Linked DNA regions of Homo sapiens: region 2 is linked to region 1. Evidence: chromatin contacts called from ENCODE Hi-C or POLR2A ChIA-PET data. All regions are on one chromosome and are shown on one strand. Each heading gives the region's core, a stretch centred on a gene start or an enhancer-like site at or near the end of the contact. The rest is flanking DNA. Distances are from core to core; before and after follow the strand shown. Region 1 overlaps EHD4 (EH domain containing 4). Region 2 overlaps VPS39 (VPS39 subunit of HOPS complex).

Region 1 (7,048 bases), core at 807-3,306:
ATCAGCATATTCTTGACGAGGGAGTGATGCCTAGGGATGGAAATGGGGGGAGAGGCGTAGGGTATCCGAATGGGACAGAGTCCTAGTTGGAGAGTTTGTTTAACTATTCATTTGTTCAACTATTTCTTGAACAAATGAATGGCAGCAGGAGAGCGTATCGCCCAGGCCCCCTTCCCTTGAGGTCTTTACGTGCCACCCCACAGTGTTGTGGGGAGGGGATAAAGAGGCCGCCTACGTTCAGTTCATGCACCGCCTTTAGCCGCCCGTAGGAAGTGAGCTGCGTGTAGCAGCCGCACCAGCCTGTGGAACTAAGGGGGAGTGTCATATTACTATTTGTTAGTTTCCATTTCTTAGGTGGGTCATTCCCTCCTCGCTTACCCTTGACAACTGAAAATATTTGTCATGCTTACCGTGTTTCTGAAAGCACACAATCACTGTGCATACCCTGTGGTTCAAATCATATAGTTTCAAAAGAAGTGACTTTTGCTGGGAAATTATTTAGACAGAAACAGATTGCTTTGTTGATCACCTGTTTTATTTCTAAAGCAGCCAGCATATTTAGGCTCACTGTTTTTGGTAAGAAGAACTTATTTTTCTGACTTAAGCCGTGTATCAGTTGAAACAAAGTGCTGATCATTTAAGGTTTTGGTCCAGGGTTTTGGAAATTGTAACAATCTCTTCATCATTTGATGTGCAACAGGTGTTGAGAAAACTGCATCTATATTTGGATACATGCCATTTCTGTTAAGTAGCGACCTCTTTTTCTCCACTCCAGTGACCTAAATAGTTCCTACAAATAGAGTAGCTATCACTACAGGAAATATGTTAAATCCAGGCCTCCAGATACACTGCGAATGAATTCCACAAAACAAATATACTGTGTATTGAAATGTCGTTCTAGATAATAAATTGAGTGTGAAGAAAGTAATTTCAAAATTGCTTTATTTGGTGCTTATGGACAAGACAAAAATAGAATTAAATATGTCACCGTCACCCAGACACTCAAAATGAACCATAGCTGTATTACAGTAACTGGCACCTTGAAAGATGACAAATGTCACATTTAAGGTCTCAGTAATACTGTCTAGTTTTTAGGTACTAGGGATAATAAAGTGTTATGGCCAAGTGGTACAAGAGTGGGAAGCGGTACTGTTGAAACATACAAAGAAGAAAGGCATATATTTTTGTAATTTAGTGGTGGCATGTCCCCACACCCTAGGCATTTCCTCCTGTTTGTCTTTGCTGTGAGGTCCTTGTTGTGCCCAGGTGTCATCAGGGAGCCCCTGCTAGATGCTGTGCCAACCTGGAGATAATGCAGCCCTCTCTCTGCTCCCATAGACTGGATAGCTAGCCAGCCTGATTATCAACTCCCAGGAAGATGAATACAACTCACAGGAACATGAATTTATCTTTTGTATTTTTCCAGATTTCTCTCTCATTATATTCTCACTCTTCTCTCTGTTTCATTATTTGGAGAAATTTGTGGAATAGCTAAGCGCAGTTTTATGAAGGGTTCTGAGATTTGATTCCTGGCAGCTACCTCATCCAAATTGGCCACCTCTCAGCAGGTGCTGGAGCTGTGGGCCACCCTAGGGTGAGGGAGGAATCACCTTATTAGGAAGCCATTTGTTCTTGAGGCTTTCCTTGAGCTAAGTGGCTTTGTTGTTAGGTGATGTACACAAGGTAGACCAGTGAGGTTAGAAGAAAATCAGTGTGGGCAGGAAGCTTGGTGAGGCCACAGGAGACCTGAATTGCTTTTCAGATTGGAGCTAGGAGGAAGTGATTTAGCACCCGGGAGGAAATCCCCAAACAAAAGGGCAGCTACCCTGGAGACTTGTGAACTTGGAATTAAATATCACCCCAGACACTGTAAATGAACCATGGATTCATCTTGAGCGGAAGGGTTGGCCCAGGGTGCTGAGCATCCTGGATCCTGCCTTAGTTAGAGCCTGGTTAGTGGTCTGGGTTGTTTGCTTCTAGCGATTGGGCCCTAGAAGCTCATACTTGGCTGTGGGGTGTACCTAATCTACATAGCCATAGATTCTTATCTCCCTGGCTTCCTGCACATTCCAAGAGGTCACTGATGACACAGAACCTGTGCTGACATGGTGGGAATCTTCTCTTATTGCTGTTGGCTCTTCTGCCTTTGACTGGCAATAAAGAATTGGCCAGAGAAGGAGGGGAGATGGGCATGGGGGAAAGTGACCATGTCATCTTAGACTCTGTACTAGCCGAGGAAGGATGGATATGGAGCTCACCCAGGCTTGTGTCCAAAACTTGAGGAAAACAGATTTCAAAGATTCCTCCAGAAAATCCCTGGCCCCAGGTGCTGTGAAGGAAGACATTTCCACTGAAAAAGTATGAAGTCCATTTGAAATGAATGCAAACTACACAATTTTTTTTTTTTGAGACAGTTTCGCTGTTGTTGCCCAGGCTGGAGTGCCATGGCATGATCTCGGCTCACCGCAACCTCCCCCTCCCGGGTTCAAGCAATTCTTCTGTCTCAGCCTCCCGAGTAGCTGGGATTACAGGCATGTGCCACCACGCCTGGCTAATTTTGTATTTTTAGTAGAGATGGGGTTTTTCCATGTTGGTCAGGCTGGTCTCAAACTCCCGACCTCAGGTGATTTGCCCGCCTTGGCCTCCCAAAGTGCTGGGATTACAGGCGTGAGCCACCGCGCCCCATCCCAAACTACACATTTTTAAGAGCTCCACTTTCTCCCTTCATATGCTCTGTTCCCTCTCCCCAGAAAACTTATTCTAATGAGGAAAAAAGAGGGAAGTCACTCAAGAAACTATATAGGCTTTAAAAGGGTAGAGAGCAGGGAAATAAGGCAAGAAAAGAAATAAACTCCCAGACTGGAGAGAAAAAAGTAAAACTCTTTGCAGATGACATGATCTTCTATGTAGAGAATCCTAAGAAACCACTTAAAAACTATTAGAACAATGGGGGAAACTATAGTTCAACAAATGGTGCTAGGACAACTGGATAGCCGCATGCAAACGAAATAGAGAATGACTGTTAGTGGGCGTGGAGTTTCTCTTTGATGTGATGAAAATGTTCTGAAATTGGATAATGATATTGGTTGCACAACTTTGTGAATATACTAAAGGAGTGCACCCTGTAAAAGAATAAATTTTCTGGTATATGAATTATATCTCAATAAAAAACCAAAACAATTCAGTCTTTCAACACTAAGCATCATGTGATTTAATTTTCATGATTCTGCAACTAGCGCCAGCCAAGTAATTTCTGCATCTATGTGTAATAATTTAAAATAGAAATGGATGCCAGAAAGAAAACAAAGTAGAAATAAGCTAGAAGAACCCAAGGGCAAAGGAACTAAAGAGTAAAGATGAGGGGCCAGGTGCAGTGGCTCACACCTGTAATCCTAACACTTTGGGAGACTGAGGTAGGTGGATCGTTTGAGCTCAGGAGTTCAAGACCACCCTGGGCAACATAGTGAGACCCCATCTCTACAAAAAAAAAAAAAAAAAGGAGTAAAGATGAGGGAAAAGGGAGTGAAAGTAGCCATCCCACAATCCCTGTATGAGTATTCTTGTCAATGTATAAACATGTTCATTGTTCATAACACTCAAGTTGGTAAAATCAAAGTATGATAAAAATTTTTAATAAAATGCTTGATACCGTAATTGTGTTTAAAAACTTTAGATATTAACATTTAACTATAGTATTTAATAGGGGAAAAAAGGGGCAGGGGTGCATGTGCAAGGGTGCAGACAAGGTTTATGGGCGGTATGAAGGATCAAGAAGCTGGAGTGGGCTGAGAAGGTAAAAGTGCCTTGGACATTAAAAAAGCCTTTTAAGGTATGATTAGAACAAGAACAAGAATCAGGAAGTGATCGGCCCACTCATGGGCTCTTGCTGCAATATTAACAGAAAGCAGAACTACTCAGCTTCCTCCTTTTCCTCAAAGAAAATGCCCCAGAGATGGCAGAAGGGAGCCCAGCTGTGTTCAAGAGGGGATTAAAACCACAGGCTGAGGAGCTCTCCCAGGGCCTGCCACAGGCGAGGTTCAGGAAATCTCTGGCCGGACACATGGATGAAAGAACTTGCATTTCTGCTCAAAGAACTGTATTTGGTGGCTTTTAAGAAATTGTGAAGAATATGAAAAGTATTGGAACACTGGAAGCAGGCAGATGTTCTCATTTTCAAAAAAGCAGGGAAATGGATTCTGAATAGGAACAAAGGCCTGCTTCATTCCCTTGATAAGTTTCTAGACTCAGTAATTAAGGAAAAGGGAAGTGAAGGCATTCACTAATAGGCAGCCTGGTTCATCTATTTTTAAAAAAATAAAATCTCACACAGAAAAACTATGGGTCCTATTTAGTGGTTCTCACACTCATCCAGATACTGGGGCTCCTGAAAATCAATCTTCTGTTCCAAATATTATACCCTTTACAGATCTCTCTAAAATATTGAGATATTTAATTTTTACAGAAAATTAGACTATATTTTCAATATACAATATAAGATCACACCTACAGATGCTAGTGTTCATTTATTCAAATGATCTTGATTTCAGGGTTGGGGCCAGCCATCACAGAAGAGAGTCAACAGGCCACAGCTCTGAGTGACAAGGGCTGTAACACTAGAAACACAGGGTGGCTGGGGGCATAGGAGGGACCCCCTCATTCAGGCTTGCGGGTTGGAAAAGGCTGCCTCCCTGAGAATGCAGCCTAAAAGCTGAGCCCTGAGGAATGAGCAGAGAATTAGCTGCCCAAAGAGGGCCAGGGAGTGAGGGTGGGGAGGTGTCACCCATGAGGCCTCGGTTTCTGGGGTAACTGGGGAGTACAGCTGTTCACTGAGATGGGGATCCAAGAAGAGGAAGGATGGGGCATAATGATAAGTTTAGATTTAGACCTGTCATGTTTGAGTGGACACCAAGGTGGCGATGTCCATGAGGGGTAAGACATGGGTCTGGAGCTCAGGGAGATATCTGGGCTGGTCTGTTGACTTGGGAGTGTCAGCATTTAGTAGCCAGCATCTGGGAAGTAGAAGTCCTTGCACAGGACTCTTAAGTGAGAGGAAGCAGAGCTTGTGGAGACCCTCCGGGGAAAGTACCAAAGAGGTGGGTAATTGCCTGGGAGGGTAGTGGCTCAGTGCTGTCTCAGATCTCTTTAGGTTGCAAGTGACAGAAATCCAACCAAAGCTAGCTTAGATAAAAAGATAAGAACGTTTTCCTGAAACCCATCAGACCAGGATGTGCAAGCTTCAGGCTTGGCCCAGGACTGCAGGAGACACACCAGGACTCTGTTGGCTCTGTGGCCCTCCTCATGTTGTGTTCCTTCTCAGGGGTGGGCAGGCGGCCACCTCCATTTCCAGCCTCGAATTCTGCTGGCTCAGCAGCCCCAGTAAAAGTCTCAGGCTTGAGTCTCATTGGTTTGACCCTGACCATATGCCCATCCCTGAACCAATCCTTAGGGGCAGGGGCATGAAATGTGGGGAGTGGGGAGGTCAGCCCCACCAACCACGTGGCCTGAGAGCTGGGGAAGGCAGCTCCTGAGGATGCTGCTACCAAGAAAAGGGGATACGAGGCAAGTAAAGCAACGATGACCCCCACAAAAGCCAGGGAGAGAGGTGGTGGTCAGTAGTGTCAGATGCTTCCAGGAAAAGGACTGAAACAGAACCAGTAGATTAGCCTTTGGGAGCCAGGTGACCTTGCCAAGAGGTGTGCCTGTGAGTGGTGGTGAAGGAAGCCAGATGGCGCGGGTTGAGGAATGAGTGGGATGTGAGGCGTCAAATTCTCAGCAGCTAGGCCTGGGGGAAGGAGGCCTGGCCACAAGCATCACAGGGGTTTGGGTAAAGACAAGCACAACCTCAGCAGAATGAAAAGTGGACAGAAGGGAAGCCATGGAGAGGGAGCAGCTGGCATCTCAGAAGACAAAGAGGAGGCAAGACTTGGAGCAAAAGTCCTGAAGAGCAGGGCAAGGAGCTGCAGGGTAGGCGGGGCTGGGTGGGGTGGTGGGGGTAGGCAGGAGGTGAGTAGGTGGGGCGGGGGGTGGGCAGGGGAGCGCTGGCAGCTGCAGTCCGAGCAGGGAAGCGCTGCAGGCCAGCAGCTGGGCCAGTTGTCACATCATCCACCTGACAAGCAGCAACAGAGTATTTGGAGAAATGTAGGAGGGGGAAGGCTTTTTCCATCCTGACATTATCTTCCCTAACTCACATTCAGAAGCTGACTTACAAAAGGTGTTCAATGTCCTTTTCAAAACCTCGAACCAGAAGGCCGTGGTTCCTTCTGCACGTGGCTGTGCATCAGAATCACTTGGAGGCCTTTTGACACGGATTCCAGGGCCCCACCTCAGACCTCCTGAGTCGAAATCTCTGTGGGTCAGGCTCCAAAATCTGTTTTTGTTTTTCTAAACCATCTCTCACAGTAATTCTTATGTGCCCTCCCCTAGGAAACATTTGGGAACCATTGCCAGATGAAGGTTCAGTTAATGGAGGAATGGAAGAGGGCTAGCCTCAACCCAGAAAAGGGAGGCTGACTTTGCTGAACCTTCCATCCGTTCCAAACCCCATCTGTTCACATTTCTCTCAGTGACTTAGATGAAGACATAGAATTCATGCTTACAAAACTGAGGATTGTGTAAATATAATTTAATAAATGGGGTTCTTTTTTGCTTAATATGATACGATGAGCATTTTCTTATGTCATTATATAGTCTTCAAAAATAACTTCAATGACTACATCATAATCTATAGTACAGGTTGGACATTTAGGTTGTTTCTGTTTTTATGCTGTTATACATAATGTTGCAATGAACTGAACATTTTTGGCCATAAATCTTTGTATTTCTAGTTTTTTTCTTAGAATAGCCTAAGCATAAATTAGTGCCTCAAAAAATATAGATAATAGGCTGGGCGCAGCAGCTCACACCTGTAATCCCAGCACTTTGGGAGGCCAAGGTGGACAAATCACTTGACTCCAGGAGTTCAAGATCAGCCTGGGCAACATGGTGAGCCCCATCTCTAAAAAAAAATACAAAAATTAGCCGGACATGGTGGTGCATGCCTGTAGTCCCA
Region 2 (6,632 bases), core at 1,865-4,364, 210 kb before region 1:
TGGACTTGTATTTTTATTAAGGGTAGTTTCCTGGCCTTGTGCCTGTAGAATTGTGCCCGATGAGGGTGAGGGTTGTTTTGCAGAATGGAGGTTGCAGAATAACAGGAAAGTCATGATTTTTTAAAAAAATATTTATTTCATTCAGATCCTTGCTCTCTTTTTTCAGGGGGACTTTAGTGTGCCAGATGTGCCCAAGTCCATGGCGTGGTGTGAAAATTCTATCTGTGTGGGTTTCAAGAGAGACTACTACCTAATAAGGGTAAAATCTTATTATTTTGCAAATATCATTAGTTTATCTTGGGGAAGATGATTATCTGCTCCAAACTCCAGGTCAAGCGACCACTTTAAGTAGAGCTTTTGGCATAACAGGATTTGTTATTTGTATGTGTAGTTATCATTCATGCTCAGCATTTTTCACAAATAGGATATCTTTGTAACTTAAGTCAGTCCAAGAGTCAACGCTCAGTTCTTTACGTAATGATGATCCACAGTGTGTATTTTACTATTGGGACAGATAATGAAGGCTGTTTGCCTCTGTCCAGTGGATCATCATGGACTGCTATCCTAAGGCTTCAGTGCTTAGGAATTTTAAACTAATTTTAGTATAAACTTAAGTATTTTTAAGACTTTGAGTTTCCTCTCCTGCCGTCAAATCTTTTTGTATGTTTGTACTAAAAGTGATTCTCACTATTTTTTTAAATTTCAAAAGCCACGTGTTTTTACACGTGTTTATTACAGAAAATATAGATAAGGAGATAAAGGAAGTGCAAATCAACCATAGTCCCCCCACTCAGAAATAGTCACTGCCAACTTCTTGGTATATGAACTTCCATCCTATTGGTAAAAATACTATGCTATACAATTGTTTTATGACCTGTGTTTTCTCTTAACGTAAGTTGTAAATATCCATGACGTTGTTTTTCTCCAATATGCATACTATATGTAGAAAAGATTGACACACTGTTCGTTTCATTGAATAATCTAAATCTCTTAGCTTCACACCCCTTGTAATTCAGACATGGCAATTCTAGAAGCCTCTCTCTCTACCTTCCACTGGGTGAGCTCTTCATTGGTTATTTTATTTTATTTGAGACAGGGTACCCCTCTGTCACCCAGGCGGGAGTGCAGTGGCAGGATCTTGGCTCACTGCAGCCTCCGTCTCCTGGGCTCAAGCAGTCCTCCCACCTCAGCCTCCCAGGTAGCCCAGATGCCTACCACCATGCTCAGCTAATTTTTGTATTTTTTTTTTTTTTGTATTTTTGTAGAGATGGGGTCACAATATGTTGCATAGGCTGGTCTTAAACTCCTGGGCTCAAGCAGCCCTCCTGCCTCAGCCTCCCAAAGTGCTGAGATTACAGCCACCATGCCTGGCCCCATTGTTATCTTGTTAATATATTTGTTCCATCTTTGTGTCATTTGAATATCCTGATTTTATCAGCATCAGAGTTGCAGACTCCTGGAGGAGTCACTGCTGTGCCACTGACTCAATAGCAAGTAGGCCTACAGATGGTGAGAGAGCGCACAAGGAATAAGGGAACTGAGCAAAAGCTGGACTTAAGGCTCTCAGTTCTCTGACTGCCTTGGATGCTGACATCACCTTCAGGGTGGGAAACCTTGCTTTAGGACCAGGCTATTCAGAAATTACTTATTTACATACAGTAAAATTTATTCTTTTTGGTGTACAGTTCTGTGTTTTGACAAATGCTTAGATTTATGTGACTAATGCCACAATCGAGATTCACAACACTACCATCACCCCCCAAAATTCCCTCATATTGAAGTCAGCCTCTCCTTCTGTTCCTAGACCTCTGGTAACCACTCATCTGTTCTTCATCTCCTATAGCTTTGCCTTTTCCAGAATGTCATATAAATTGAATGACACAATATGTAGGCTTTTGAGTCTGGCTTCTTTCACTTAGCAGAATGCACTGGAGATTTATCCATGTTGTTGTGTGTGTTAATAGTTTATTCTTTCTCATGGCTGAATAGTAGTCTATGGCAAGGTGTTTGTTTATCCATTCATCAGTTGATGGACAAAGTTGATTTTGGCCAGGCGCGGTGGCTCACACCTTTAATCCCAGCACTTTGGGAGGCCGTGGCGGGTGGATCACGAGGTCAGGAGATTGAGACCATCCTGGCTAACACGGTGAAACCCCATCTCTACTAAAAATACAAAAAAAAAAATTAGCCTGGCGTGGTGGCACACGCCTGTAGTTCCAGCTACTCAGGAGGCTGAGGCAGGAGGATTGTTTGAACCCAGGAGGCGGAGGTTGCAGTGAGCTGAGATTGTGCCACTGCACTCCAGCCTGGGCGACAGAGCAAGACTGTCTCCAAAAAAAAAAAAAAAAAAAGTTGTTTTCAATTTTTAGCAATTTTGAATAAGCATCTAAGACATTTGCATACAAGCGTTTGTGTAAACATACATTGGCATTCCTGGGCAAATGCCTGGGAATGGGATTGCTGGGGCATATGGTAAGTGTATCTTTAAGGGGCATATGGCAAGTGTATCTTAAACTTTGTAAGAAACCAACAAACAAAACAGCTGCACCATTTTGCATTCCCACCAGCAGTGAATGTGAGTTCTAGTTGCTCTGCATTCTTGCCAGCACCTGGCATTGTCAGTTGCCAGGCTAGATGCTTTCCTTTGCATTAGAGAACGGGTTTTACATTGTGATAACAACGGTTATTATAATAAACTCTGTAACATTTTCTTATGTCAAACAAGGAATATTATTGGCTTCTCTAGGTTTCGGGTTCTATCTGGATTTTTCCTGTGTTCTTACCTCTGGCTGGGGAATGCTAGGTGACTCACTCTGTTTCTTCCTATAGGTGGATGGAAAGGGGTCCATCAAAGAGCTCTTTCCAACAGGAAAACAGCTGGAGCCCTTAGTTGCACCTCTGGCAGATGGAAAAGTGGCTGTGGGCCAGGATGATCTCACCGTGGTACTCAATGAGGAAGGGATCTGCACACAGAAATGTGCCCTGAACTGGACGGACATACCAGTGGCCATGGGTGAGACCAACAGTAGCTGCTGTTTCCCACTTTGGGTTGAGGTTGTGTGCCATTCCTGCAGAACGGAGTCCCATTCGTAGCTTTAGCAGACTGGTTTACGTTGTGTCATTCACTTTCAGTTCCCCTTCTTATAAGTAGATGACATTTTAGGGTCATTAAAAATGGGATAGTCTAGTTCTTGCAAGAAGCTGAGTTTTACTCCAGAGGGGGAAAACATATAAACAGAAATGTTTATTTTAGGAAGTGATTATCTACTGCTATCTTTTACTTCTTAGTTTTTTTCTTCCTCCTTTTTTTAAGAGTTTTGATTGTGTCCTCTGCCAAATAGACTACATTTGGAAATTAGTGGAAATTCCTTGTGTATTCCTATAGTATGAGTAATTCCATATTGAAGGGTTTTTGATATAGTAATTCCATGTTGAAGGGTTTTTCTATTGTTGCTTTTTTTTTTTTTTTTTTTTTGTAGCTTAGAGGCACAGACAACATTTAGGTGATTTTGGTGTCAGCCTCTATTCTACGCATTAGGTGCTTCTGTTCTTATGCTTGCTTCAGGTTCCCAGCTCTCCACAATGGAATTGCCTGGAAGCATATAACCACTCTTGCCCCATTTTATTTTCAGTCGGAAGAGTGAGCATTACTAAAATAGTTACTGCTGTGAAGTGGGACGTACTGACATGCTTTCTGTCTTTAAAGACCCCTGTCTCTGGAGACAAGGGTTACAGTCTTGGATAAAGAGACAAAACAAGGCACTGCTTAAGGTGTTAAATTGGATGAGTTAAAATTCAGTAGTTCAGAGAAAGGGAAGTTTGTTGTTTAATTAGGAAGAAGTTTCATTACATAGGTAAGACTGAACTATGGACTAGGTCAGGCAGGGAGTTTGGAACCTGGCTTGAAGAAAAATTTCCATTCAATCTAGGCAGAAAGCCCAATAAATGAGTAGAAGTCCAAAGAAAGACATGCCGATTTGGGAGAGGGTATTACAGAGCCTGACTTGATACAGGTGGTCTGAATTACAGAGCAGTGAAATAGGGCCAGTTGGTAGATGTCCGTGAGAAGGTCTGGGAGGCCAGTAGATTCCTGAATGGTAGAATGTCTTGATAAAAGCATCATGTTCTGGCCGGGCACAGTGGCTCACGCCTGTAATCCTAGCACTTTGGGAGGCTGAGGCAGGCAGATTGCCTAAGCTCAGGAGTTCACAATCAGCCTGGGCAACATGGTGAAACCCCGTCTCAAACACGAAAAAAAAAAAAAACTAGCTGAGTGTGGCAGTGTGTGCCTGTGGTCCCAGCTACTTGGGAAGTTGAGGCAGGAGAACTGCTTGAAGGGAGGGGGAAGTTGCGGTGAGCCGAGATTGTGCCACTGCACTCCAGCGTGGGTGACAGAGCAAGACTCCCGCCTCAAAAAAAAAAACAAAAAACACATCATGTTCTAGGGTGATTGTTCTGGTTGTGGTTAGAGATAAGTAGACTAGAAGGAAGAGAAATCAAAAGGTCAGTATTTTAAAAGGCCCAGGATTATGGATAGTCACAAGTTTGAGGGGCTTATGGAGCTTTATGAGAGGCTTTCCCGATGTTCTAGGCGACCTTGTTTTCCCTTCAGAAGAGGAACTTTGGTAGATGAGTTTAAGAGGCATGTAAAAGTCAAGCGTGTTTCTGATTTCCCAGGATGAGAGTTCCTGTCTTCCAACCTTCGTTAGTGCCTGGGGCCTTCATCAGTGCTTCTCAAAACCATGTCTGTGTCTTACTGCTGAAGAAAGTTTTGAGGCACTTGCCCTGTGAGGTCTCCTTTGACCCACAGGCAGGATTAGTCACTTCTTGGTGCTTCCCTAACCCTTTCAGGTATCTCTGTCACAGCAACTTGTCACACGTGAGCGATCTGTCTCCTCTGTTCCTGTAGGAGCTCTGTGAGGTCTGGATGCATGTCTTGATCCACTTTGAGTCCTTACTACATAGTACAGTGCCTGAAACATCAGAGCGTGTAAGAAAATGCTTGCTGAATAATTGCATCATTATCCTGGTCAGTCATTATTTATATGCCTGCTGTACACCAGCCAGTCTCCCAACTTTTGGAGATATAAAGAGATCCAGACCATCTCTATTGTCAACAAAAGATATGACAACCAAAGGGGTTTCTGTTATAGATTACCTTTTTAATTAAATGAGAACGTATTCAAGTGGGACAGATTTTAAAAGGAGAAAGAAATTTTACATATGTTATACAAGTTAGCACTAAAGAAAATTGTACTAACTTTTCAAAATGAGGCCAGCATAAAAATAAAATAAAAAATTCAATATAAAACAATATGCTTTTAATTTCATTTTTCTGGTAAGATGAAAAATATCAGTATAATAGCAGTAGCGTTCAAAATGATAGAAATATAACTTAGTTCTCAAGTTACTCATTTCTGAGTTCCCTCATAGCTTTGAAATTTTATTGTACTATTCATTGATAGTATAAATTGCAAATATAATAGGAAAAACTTTTTATCAGAAAATGGATAATTAAACTAGTGCAGCGACTCATGCCTGTAATCCCAGCACATTGGGAGGCTGAGGCAGGAGGACTGCTTGAGCCCAGGAGTTTGAGACCAGCCTGGGCAACATAGTGAGACCCTGTCTCTACAAAAAATACATTTAAGAAATTAGCTGGGCATCGTGCTGTACGCATATATTCCCAGGACTTGGGTGGCTGAGGTGGGAGGATTGCTTGAGCCTGGGAGATGGAGGCGGCAGTAAGCCGTGATCACACCACTCACTGCATTCCAGCCGGGCCTATAGAGAGAGACTCTGTCTCAAAAAAAAAAAAGGATAATTAGAAATATTAGCAAATTAGACACACTAAGAAATTATTTTTATGAATATATATTTTGAAGTTAAATTTCTATGTGGTAATTATGCATCTAGTGGTTTGCTTTTTACTAATTTTTTTACTTTTAAAAACATTTTTATTTTTAAATGTAAAAAACACATAACATACAATTTACCACCTGAACCATTTTTAAGTGTACAGTTAAGTGGTATTACGTATGTTAACATTGTGGTACAATAGATCTTCAGAACTTTTTTATGTTGCAAAACTGAAACTCTATACCCATTAACAACTCCTCAGTTCTTCTCCCTCCAGTCCCTGAAGCCACCATTCTCCTTTCTGCTTCTATGAATTTGACATCTTCTAGATACCTCATATAAGGGAAATCATACAGTATTTGTCTTTCTGTGACTGCCTTGTTTAATTTAGCATAATGTCCTCAAGGTTCATGCCTTCCTTTTTAAGGCTGAACCTTAAAAAGGTAATATATATTCCACTTAAAAAGGTAATAAAATAATTACTTAAAAAAGTAATAATATTCCACTGTGTGTATATACCACATTTTGTTTATCCATCCGTTCGTGGATACTTGGGTTACTTTCACCATTGGCTGCTGTGAATAATGCTGCTACGAACATGTGTGTGCAAATATCTCCTTGAAATCCTGATTTTCAACTGTTTTGAATATGTACCCAGAAATGAGATTCCTGGACCATATGGTGATTCTATTTTTAATTTTCTGAGGAACCACCATACTGTTTTCCATAGCGGCCGCACCATTTTACAGTCCCACCAACAGTGCGCAAGGGTT

What was found. A loop is a pair of places that touch in the nucleus more often than their neighbours do. ChIA-PET counts read pairs that join two places held with the same protein, here RNA polymerase II (POLR2A). Pooled maps may share reads with other maps.
Region 2: POLR2A ChIA-PET joins it to region 1 with 18 read pairs in activated CD4-positive, alpha-beta T cell. The contact joins two enhancer-like sites. A Hi-C loop is called at or near these places in 2 of 37 single-sample maps with no recorded cell type and 8 of 50 pooled maps. POLR2A ChIA-PET finds 5 or more read pairs at or near these places in 2 of 52 experiments (activated CD4-positive, alpha-beta T cell and activated naive CD4-positive, alpha-beta T cell).

Annotation. Positions count from the first base shown.
Region 1 is chr15:41,964,904-41,971,951 of GRCh38, reverse strand. The region is part of intron 1 of EHD4 (EH domain containing 4); the gene reads left to right. Among named protein-coding and RNA genes, the nearest start is that of EHD4, 4.1 kb to the left of the region's middle. RefSeq lists enhancers at 1,716-1,935, 3,707-3,756. Within about 2 kb of position 2,056, at least 3 of the 41 ENCODE cell types and tissues checked have a DNase peak (open chromatin) inside an H3K27ac peak, as active enhancers do.
Region 2 is chr15:42,180,898-42,187,529 of GRCh38, reverse strand. It overlaps VPS39 (VPS39 subunit of HOPS complex), which reads left to right. Exons shown (of 25, transcript NM_015289.5): 7 at 167-259; 8 at 2,830-3,013. Among named protein-coding and RNA genes, the nearest start is that of MIR627, 15 kb to the left of the region's middle. Within about 2 kb of position 3,114, at least 2 of the 41 ENCODE cell types and tissues checked have a DNase peak (open chromatin) inside an H3K27ac peak, as active enhancers do.